Linked DNA regions of Homo sapiens: region 2 is linked to region 1. A link is a contact called in ENCODE Hi-C or POLR2A ChIA-PET data. All regions are on one chromosome and are shown on one strand. The core of a region is the stretch at or near the end of the contact, and the rest is flanking DNA. Distances in the headings are between cores, read along the strand shown. Region 1 holds the start of CCDC80 (coiled-coil domain containing 80). Region 2 overlaps CCDC80 (coiled-coil domain containing 80).

Region 1 (4,819 bases), core at 1,615-4,114:
CACTGAACAGCATGCTGTTATCCCCTCCTTTTCTTTTTATTCTTGTTTCTTCTTAAGCAAATGCTTTTTTATTTTAGCAATAGAATTCAGTTCAGTAACATCTCTGAGTGTTACTTTGTGCAAGAGAACCAACGGCATGTGACAGAAACCCTGGTTTCTCTAGCGTGCCTGTCACAGCGTGTTACCCTGAGCCTTGGTCCCAGGTTGCTGAAGTCTTGGATTAGTGTGGGTCTGACCAGTTAGCACACTCCTTTTTGGATGCCTTCTTACATTCACTCCAGCTTTCATCAAATAACTATCCCCACCCTAGTTTCTCTAAAGCAGTTCTAGTTTGTACATTCTTTCCTTTCCTCCCCACAAATTACTACAAAACAAATGTCAGGTAGTTTCCTATCAATTAATTCCCAAATTAGCATTTCTAAAGTCTACTTTAACATTTTCTTCCTTTCACCTTTTTCTGACTCAACATCAATGTCTTCCTTTCAGATATCACCAACCCCCACCACCCTCCCCCAACCCCTAGCACTAATTGGTTAATTGTTTCTTCAGTTGCAGAAAAATAGAAAGATCTAAATGGAGGACTTACAAAATATGGAGCTCTTAAATAACGGACTTGAAATTGAGAATTATTACAAGCCATTAATCATTATAGATCTCCCCGGAAATGAATGAATGAGAATTTATCATTGCTCTTATTAGGTACGTGCCTCCAATACTTCTTCAGGAGGATTTTCTGAAGCCCCAGGTAAGCGTTTAGGCATTGAGATGAAAACAAGCATGAGAAGCCCCACTTTGCCAGTGTGTGTGTATGTATCTGTGTGTGAGAAGAGACTGGGGGAAGGAGTTGGGTGTGGGGTGGGGACTAACGGCGGCGGTGGAGTGTTAGGTCCTCTCTGGTGTGTGTGTTTAGTGCGCCATCTGGTGACTGAAGCTCACAGAGGGAAGAAAGCCTGAGGTCCTAGGAAGACAGGCACAACCCAGGGTTGGGGTGGCTCCTCATGGTCAATTCGGGGTTGCTAAAGTGGCTGTATTTCAGCTTTACCAGCGCACAGGTGACAAATGTTGTGCACATCATGGAGAGGTTTGTGTAAGTCATGACTTATTCAAGAAAAATAATAAAGGGCTTTAAGGACCTATTGAGAAAAGCAAAAAGTACAGTTACACAATTATCCCAGACAGTAGGACTCTAAAAGTGTAAGTACTCTGGTTGAACAAATAAATGAAACTCTTCTACGAATGTGGGAAATGCAAAAAGGAATTGAAGGAAGGGAAAAAACTGAAGGTATGAGTAGAAAATTAAAGAGAGAGGCAGGATAGCATCACGCTTTGTAGGCTGTTCTAAACCTGGGTTCAAATTTCAGAGCTACTGCTTACCTTTTGTGGGACAATAGGCAATTTATTTAAACTCACCAAGCCTCAGTTTGCTCATCTATAAAATGAGGATCATTCTGTTTACTTTCTAAGGATACTGTGAGGGTTAAATAAAAGAATTCACAAAAATACTAAGCCCAAAGCTTCACATGTAAATGCTCAATAAATGGTAGTTGTTATAAGCAGAGAGAAGAGAAGAGGAAATGAAAAGCCAGAAGGGAGAAAGCTCAGTAAGGATAGTGTAGGACGCCTTAGAAAATTATGAGAAAGGAAGTAACATCTAGGACCCTCCAACTTAGCACAAGGCTAGGTTGATCAACCCAACAGGTGAATACCACGAAGGCTGCAATCTATGACTCCAGTGGACAGAGGGTCTCTGCCTGAAGCCCACTTTTGTTATTATCCTTACAAGTGTCTGAGAGAATGCCACAGCAGGGCTGGCCATCCTTCTTGGTACCCCTGGGACTTCAAGGTGTGGCCGGGCAACTCTATAGTTAACCTCTATACAGGACTTTCTCAGTTCCATGCTCGTAGCTTATGTGAAAAAAGTCAAATGTGACCAGGGCAAGATGGGGCTGATCAAGGCATAACAACTAGGGATGAAGTTTGATCCAGTGAGGGACGCTATTAGCATGACTGAGCTGGCAAGGAGGTTTCTGAGAACCCTGGCTTGTCACTGTTGGTGGCAGTTAATAGTGACATGGAGAGTCAGCTCGCCCAGCATGGCCGGAAGAAATATCCACGTAACCTGAGACCCCTTCCTTCTCCATTGAATCCTTATGGCAGACTCAGGAGGTGGAATCCCAAAGCTGCCTCACTCTCTCTTTCAGAACCTGATAAGTCTACTTCTATGGATTGCCTAAAGCCCTTCAGACATCTAAAGTCTCTGCAGAGGAAAATATTGCACTACACACACACACACAAACACACACACTCGGGACCTCCAAGGGAGCCCTTAGTCTACCATCTGCAGCCAGAGCTTTGAAGCTAGAGATCATAATGCCTGTTCCCTGATGTAACAGTCAACTGCAATCTCGACTTGCAGCCATTGCCTGCATTTCTAACCTTTTACCAGCTTCCTTCCATGCCGAGGAGAAACTAGGACCAAGAACACAGTAATATGATCCCCAATTAGCATAAAATAAAAACAACCTAGTCATGTTTTCCATGGGCTTTTCCAACCTCAAACTAAAAGCACAAAGCAGGGAGAAAGATATAAGAATATACACATGGGACTATAAATACATATATACTGTCTGTGTCAGCACAGCCAAGCACCCTGACCCAAATGAGTATCTGTCTCTAAGAAAAGAATGTAGCCTGATGCAGAAATCTGAGAATTTTCTCCTTCCAAAGTACAGTGTAAGAACAGACTGGAAGAGAAGTTACCCCGATGACTTGGTTTGGAAGGGGTTAAGGCACCAGTCATCCTCTTCTAAAGTGATTTATGATGATGTGTGGAGTTTAAAAACTTTACCCCACCCCAAAGAACAGCCTTCTCACTCCTCACTGAGTCCACTCTGAACGTGCTAAAATGGGAAGGAGGCGGTGTTTTGCTGATCTGTTAAATTCTTAGTGAAGTTTCCTTGATTTCCAGTGGCTGCTGTTGTTTGAGTTTGGTTTGGAGCAAAACTGAGGTAGTCCTAACATTTCTGGGACTGAATCCAGGCAAGAGAAAGAAGAAAAAGAAGAAGAAAAAGAGGAGGAAAAAGGTAGGGAGAAATAAAGGGAGGAGAGAAGCACAGTGAAAGAAAAAAAAAGTCCCTTTTCGACATCACATTCCTGTGTTTTCCCTCAGCCTGGAAAACATATTAATCCCAGTGCTTTTACGCCCGGAAACAAAGAGACTAAGCCAGACTATGGGGGAAAGGGAGATAAGAAGGATCCTGGAACTTTAAAGAGGGAAAGAGTGAGATTCAGAAATCGCCAGGACTGGACTTTAAGGGACGTCCTGTGTCAGCACAAGGGACTGGCACACACAGACACACGAGACCGAGGAGAAACTGCAGACAAATGGAGATACAAAGACTTAGAAGGACAGCTCCTTTCACCTCATCCTACTTGTCCAGAAGGTAAAAAGACACAGCCAGAAAGAAAAGGCATCGGCTCAGCTCTCAGATCAGGACAGGCTGTGGATCTGTGGCGGTACTCTGAAAGCTGGAGCTGCAGCACACCCCTTTTGTATTGCTCACCCTCGGTAAAGAGAGAGAGGGCTGGGAGGAAAAGTAGTTCATCTAGGAAACTGTCCTGGGAACCAAACTTCTGATTTCTTTTGCAACCCTCTGCATTCCATCTCTATGAGCCACCATGTAAGTGTGTAATCTTTTCTGTCTTTGATCTGTTTATTTGTTTCTTTATTGCTTATTTTGAAGGAATGAAATGTGAATGTTGTCATAATTAATATGCTAGTTTGCATTTTCTTTGGAGCATCCAGAGCATTAGTTGAAACAGTACAAGCATGCTGACTGGGAAACTGAATTGGATTTCCTGCTTAATGTAACTGTCTCTGTTAAACACTAACAAATTATAGGGGATTGAAAGTAACAGGATCTCATCCCATTTTCCATCTCCTGACCTCCCTCCTTCTCTCTAACCAACCTTTTCCCCTCCCCTTGGCTGAGATACAGAAAAAGAAAATGACCAGCTCTGTTTCCAGATAAATAATTTTCTTTCTTTTTTCCCCCTCCCCTTTGTTTTATGACCTCCGTGCATCGCAAAGTGGATTACACAATGACATGGAGAATGGGACCCCGTTTCACTATGCTGTTGGCCATGTGGCTAGTGTGTGGATCAGAACCCCACCCCCATGCCACTATTAGAGGCAGCCACGGAGGACGGAAAGTGCCTTTGGTTTCTCCGGACAGCAGTAGGCCAGCTCGGTTTCTGAGGCACACTGGGAGGTCTCGCGGAATTGAGAGATCCACTCTGGAGGAACCAAACCTTCAGCCTCTCCAGAGAAGGAGGAGTGTGCCCGTGTTGAGACTAGCTCGCCCAACAGAGCCGCCAGCCCGCTCGGACATCAATGGGGCCGCCGTGAGACCTGAGCAAAGACCAGCAGCCAGGGGCTCTCCGCGTGAGATGATCAGAGATGAGGGGTCCTCAGCTCGGTCAAGAATGTTGCGTTTCCCTTCGGGGTCCAGCTCTCCCAACATCCTTGCCAGCTTTGCAGGGAAGAACAGAGTATGGGTCATCTCAGCCCCTCATGCCTCGGAAGGCTACTACCGCCTCATGATGAGCCTGCTGAAGGACGATGTGTACTGTGAGCTGGCGGAGAGGCACATCCAACAGATTGTGCTCTTCCACCAGGCAGGTGAGGAAGGAGGCAAGGTGAGAAGGATCACCAGCGAGGGCCAGATCCTGGAGCAGCCCCTGGACCCTAGCCTCATCCCTAAGCTGATGAGCTTCCTGAAGCTGGAGAAGGGCAAGTTTGGCATGGTGCTGCTGAAGA
Region 2 (5,279 bases), core at 1,211-3,710, 36 kb after region 1:
AACAGTATGAACTAGTGTTAAGTTCAGTTAAATTACATTAAGTTATATGCAAGCAGTGGGTGTATCTCTAAGGTGAACAAAGTTCATTGAATCCTCCTCCCACTTCATGCATTTGTGCATGTGTGCCTGTGTGTGCACGGGATATGTAGGGGAAGGGGTGTGGAGTACAGGGACTAATATTATTTCTAATATAAACCATTCCAAGTAACAGTAAAAATATCCATTTTTCTTAACTAAAATAATGCTTTTTGGGGGTCCGTATAGGTCCTTATGGTTTACAAAGCATTTTCTTCTATTTTATATCATTTAATTCTCACAATAGTTTTGTGAGGCACATAGGTCATATCTCATTGATTCCCTTTCAACAGATAAGGACATACACTAAAAGGCTCAGAGAAGCTGAAAGACACATACACTAAAAGGCTCAGAGAAGCCGGGCATGGTGGCTCACGTCTGTAATCCTAGCACTTTGGGAGGCCGAGGTGGGCAGAACACTTGAGGTCAGGAGTTCGAAACCAGCCTGGCCAACATGGTAAAATCCGTCTCTACTAAAAATACAAAAATTAGCCAGGCATGGTGGCATGCGCCTGTAGTCCCAGCTACCTGGGAGGCTGAGGTAGGACAATCGCTTGAACCTCGGAGGTGGAGATTGCGGTGAGCCGAGATCACACCACTGCACTCCAGCCTGGGTGACAGAGCAAGACTCCATCTCAAAAACAAAACAAAACAAAACAAAACAAAACAAAACAAAACAAAAAAAGACTCTTGACTGAAGTTTTCAGAAAGCAAATCCAGTCCTTTCTTCCAAGACCAAGCTCTTTAAATAATGTGTGTAAAATACTTGGCAGAATGCCGGACACAGCAGACTTGAAAGTGTCAGCTCCTTTTCTCCTTCCCCTCTATTCTTTTCACTATTCACAATAGTTTAAATATTCCTCTAGATCTTAACAGAATTGATATTTTCACTTTTAACAATGAAATAAGCTTTTTATCATTAAGATGTGTCAAAAGGTAAGCTGTAGTTACAGAGAAGTAACTAAGCTAATTGGAAATAAACTTAGAAAGATAAACTATATAATCCTTGTTAGTGACAAATTTTAAAGAAATTAGTCTTGCCAGGATTAAATTAAGGAATTGGTTTTATACTTTGTAACATTCCTACAAAAGACACATCGAGTGCCCCAAAGTTTGACCCTAATCGTGTTGCAGAAAGCAGGGACATTTAATTTCTAGTAGAAAAAGCCCCAGCAAACTTCTTTAATTAGATTTTGAACTAAAGAGAAGAGGCTCATGGGTCCTCCCTATTCTCACAGTAATTTCCTCACACTTTAATGTTTTCATGGGCTCTGACTGTTTAATCTACTAACAATAACTATTCCAATGTTATTCTAGGGAGCTCTGTTGTTGAGCGAGAAGACGTACCAGCCCATTTGGTGAAAGACATTCGTAACTATTTTCAAGTGAGCCCGGAGTACTTCTCCATGCTTCTAGTCGGAAAAGACGGAAATGTCAAATCCTGGTATCCTTCCCCAATGTGGTCCATGGTGATTGTGTACGATTTAATTGATTCGATGCAACTTCGGAGACAGGAAATGGCGATTCAGCAGTCACTGGGGATGCGCTGCCCAGAAGATGAGTATGCAGGCTATGGTTACCATAGTTACCACCAAGGATACCAGGATGGTTACCAGGATGACTACCGTCATCATGAGAGTTATCACCATGGATACCCTTACTGAGCAGAAATATGTAACCTTAGACTCAGCCAGTTTCCTCTGCAGCTGCTAAAACTACATGTGGCCAGCTCCATTCTTCCACACTGCGTACTACATTTCCTGCCTTTTTCTTTCAGTGTTTTTCTAAGACTAAATAAATAGCAAACTTTCACCTATTCATGAGTTATTATTGAAACCTCAAATCATAAAGACATTTAAAAGAATTGTTTTTCTAACTGGAGGGGCTCTAGTGCTAAATAATAGTACTGAAAATTGATATTATTTTCCTTTTCTTATATGAAGGACCTTATTTGGCATATAAAATTTTATAAAATATGTATTTAAAGCTTTTTCTTATTTTTTGTATTAATTGGTAAGTGAAAACTCTGTTAAAGATCACACCACAATGTTTTCAAGAAACATCTGAAAAGATAAAACAAAGAACAAATAACTTATAATACTTACTTAAATTGACACTTTTTGAAATGCCAGTCTGAAAATAATTAAGATATCTCTGCTTTGTATGAGTTTCTTTTATGAAACTTGATACCACGGGAGTCCAGTAATATTGGCCACAAAAGCCAGAGAAAGTACCAAGCCCAGCTTTGTTATCATAGCCACTTCCTGCCCTGCTTCTGTTATTTTTAGTGTTTTTTCAGATATAAATCGGGGTCCAGGAAATCCTCACCAGAATCTGGCACTGCAGCCAAAGGCGATACTTCCAGAGTTCTAGTAGGCTGCTATGGAATTTCTGGCATGAAAATTCTTGACCCCTCACACTTTACCCCCTGTACAGCACAGGCATACCATGGAGATATTACAGGATCAGTTCCAGACCACCATAATAAAGTGGATATCGCAATAAAGTGAGTCACACAAAATTTTTGGTTTCTCAGTGCATATAAAAGTTATGTTTACACTCTTTAGTAGTCTATTAAGTGTATAATAGCTTTATGTCCAAAAAATGTACATGTTTTATTTTAAAAATACTTTATTGCTAAAAATTGCTAATGATCATAATCTTTTTGCATTGATGTTGATGGCTGCTGAATGATCAGGGTGGTGGTTACTGAAGGTTGGGGGTGATGGTGGCAATTTCTTAAAATAAGACAGCAATGAAGTTTGCCACTTCGATTGACTTTTTCTTCATGAAAGATTTCTCTGCAGCATGTGATGCTGTATGATAGCATTTTACCAGTAGTACAACTTCTTTTGAAATTGGAGCCAATCCTCTCAAACCCTGTTGCTGCTTTATTAATGAAATTTATGTAATGTTGTAAATCCTTTGTTGTCATTTCAATAATGTACATAGCAACTTACGCGAGTAGATTCCATCTCAAGAAATCACTTTCTTCGTTCATTCATAAGAAGCAAGTCTTCATCTATTAAACTTTTGTAATGAGATTGCAGCAATTCAGTCACATCTTCAGGCTCCACTTCTAATTCCAGTTCTCTTGCTATTTCCACTATGTCTATAGCAGAGCTTCCTCCAATGAAGTCTTGGGCCTCTTAAAATCATCCATGAGGGATGGAATCAGTTTCCGAACTCATTGATCTTCCTATTTTGACCTTCTCCCATGAATCACGATGTTCTTAACAGCATCTAGAATGGTGAATCCTTTCCAGGTTTTTAATTTGCTTTGCCCAGATCCATTAGCGGGATCACAATCTGTGACAGTTATAGTCTTACGAAAAGTGCAAATGACTCCTTGATTCCTGTGCTGCACAATAGGTATTGTGTTAGCAGGCACGAAAATATTAATCTCCTTGTATATCTCTATCCAAGTTCTTGGGTGACTGGGTATATTGTCAGTGAACAGCTATATATATATATATTATAGTGGTCTGGAACTGATCATTTATATATATATTTTATATACATATATAAAATATATAATATATATTATATATATATATATTTTTTTCGAGATGGAGTCTCGCTCTGTCACCCAGGCTGGAGTGCAGTGGTGCGATCTTGGCTCACTGCAACCTCTGCCTCCGGGGTTCAAGTGATTCTCCTGCCTCAGACCCCTGAGTAGCTGGATTTACAGGCGCCCACCACTACACCCAGCTTATTTTTGTATTTTTAGTAGAGATGGGGTTTCACCATGTTAGTCAGGGTGGTCTCGAACTACTGACTTTGGCCTCGGCCTCCCAAAGTGCTGGGATTACAGGCATGAGCCACTGCGCCCGGCCCGAACAGCAATATTTTTAAAAGATTCTTTTTTTTTCTGAGCAGTAAGACTCAAAAAGTGAGCTTAAAATGTCCAGTAAACCATGCTGTCCATAGACATGCTGTCATTCAGGCTTTGTTGCTCCATTTATAGAGCACAGGCAGATTAGATTTAGCATAATTCTGAAAAGTCGTAGGATTTGGGGAAATGGTAAATGAGCATTGATTTCAACTTAAAATCACCAGCTGCGTTAACTTCTAACAAGGAGTAAGCCTGTTGGTTGAAGCTTTGAAGTGAGGCATTGACTACTCCTCTCTAGATACGTAAGTCTGAGATGGCATCTTCTTCCAATATAAGGCTGTTTCATCTCTTTTGAAAATCTATTGTTTAGTGTAGCCACTTTCATTAATTATCTTAACTAGATCTTCTGGATAACTTACTGCAGCTTCTACATCAACATTTGCTGCTTTACTTTGCACTTTTATGGATGCACAAGGCTTCTTTTCTTCAAACTCATGAACCAGACTCTGCTACCTTCAAACTTTTTTTCTGAAGCTTCCTCACCTCCCTTTAGCTTTCATAGAATTGAAGAGAGTTAGGGCCTTGCTCTGAACTAGGCTTTGGCTTAAGGGAATTTTGTGGCTGGCTTGATCTTCTATTCAGATGACTCAAAGTTTCTCCATATCAGCAGTAAGGCTGTTTTACTTTTTTATCATTCATGCATTCACAAAGTAGCACTTTTAATTTCCTTCAAGAACTTTTCCTTTGCATTTACAACTTGGTTGTTTGGCATAAGAGGCTTAGCTTTCAGCCTGTCTCAGCTTTTGACACACCTTCCTCACTAAGCTTATTCATTTCTAGCTTTTGATTTAAAGTGAAAGATTGCAACTTCCTCTCACTTGAAATACCTGGAGGCTATTTTAGGGTTATTAATTGATCTACTTTCAATATTGTGTCTCAGGGACTAAGGAGGCCTGAGAAGAAGGAGAAAGATTGGAGAAAGGTTGGTTGTTGGAGCAATCAGAACATACACACATTTATTAAGTTTACTGTGTTATATAAGTGTGGTTCATGGTGCCCCCAGTAATTATAATAGCAACATCAAAGATCGTTGACTACAGATTTTAATAACAGAGATAATAATGAAACAGTGTGAAATATGGCAAGAATTACCAAAATGTGACACAGAGACATAAAGTGAGTACATACTATTGCAAAAATGATGTCAACAGACTTCCTTGATGCAGGGTTGCCACAAACCTTCAATTTGTAAAAAATGCAGTATCTGAGAAGTATAATAAAATAAGATGTGCCTGTACTTACTTGCTAATGGACCTATTACCATACTGGCATCTTATAAAAAAAATTACAAGGAAGGAGATTATATCCA

Evidence for each region. Hi-C counts contacts between places; a loop is a spot of excess contacts on that map. ChIA-PET counts read pairs that join two places held with the same protein, here RNA polymerase II (POLR2A). Pooled maps may share reads with other maps.
Region 2: a loop to region 1 is called in a map of endothelial cell of umbilical vein, with 7 times the contacts of the local background. The contact joins the enhancer-like site here to the promoter of CCDC80 in region 1. A Hi-C loop is called at or near these places in 2 of 168 maps with a recorded cell type or tissue (PC-9 and endothelial cell of umbilical vein) and 5 of 50 pooled maps. POLR2A ChIA-PET finds 5 or more read pairs at or near these places in 11 of 52 experiments (A673, AG04449, AG04450 and 7 more).

The regions. Positions count from the first base shown.
Region 1 is chr3:112,639,188-112,644,006 of GRCh38, reverse strand. CCDC80 (coiled-coil domain containing 80) reads left to right here and starts at 2,864. Exons shown (of 8, transcript NM_199511.3): 1 at 2,864-3,680; 2 at 4,091-4,819. The coding sequence starts at 4,102.
Region 2 is chr3:112,601,877-112,607,155 of GRCh38, reverse strand. It overlaps CCDC80 (coiled-coil domain containing 80), which reads left to right. Exons shown (of 8, transcript NM_199511.3): 8 at 1,393-5,279. The coding sequence ends at 1,739. Among named protein-coding and RNA genes, the nearest start is that of CCDC80, 37 kb to the left of the region's middle. RefSeq lists an enhancer at 3,099-3,268. Within about 2 kb of position 2,460, at least 5 of the 41 ENCODE cell types and tissues checked have a DNase peak (open chromatin) inside an H3K27ac peak, as active enhancers do; they include PC-3, PC-9 and endothelial cell of umbilical vein, where a contact is called at or near this core.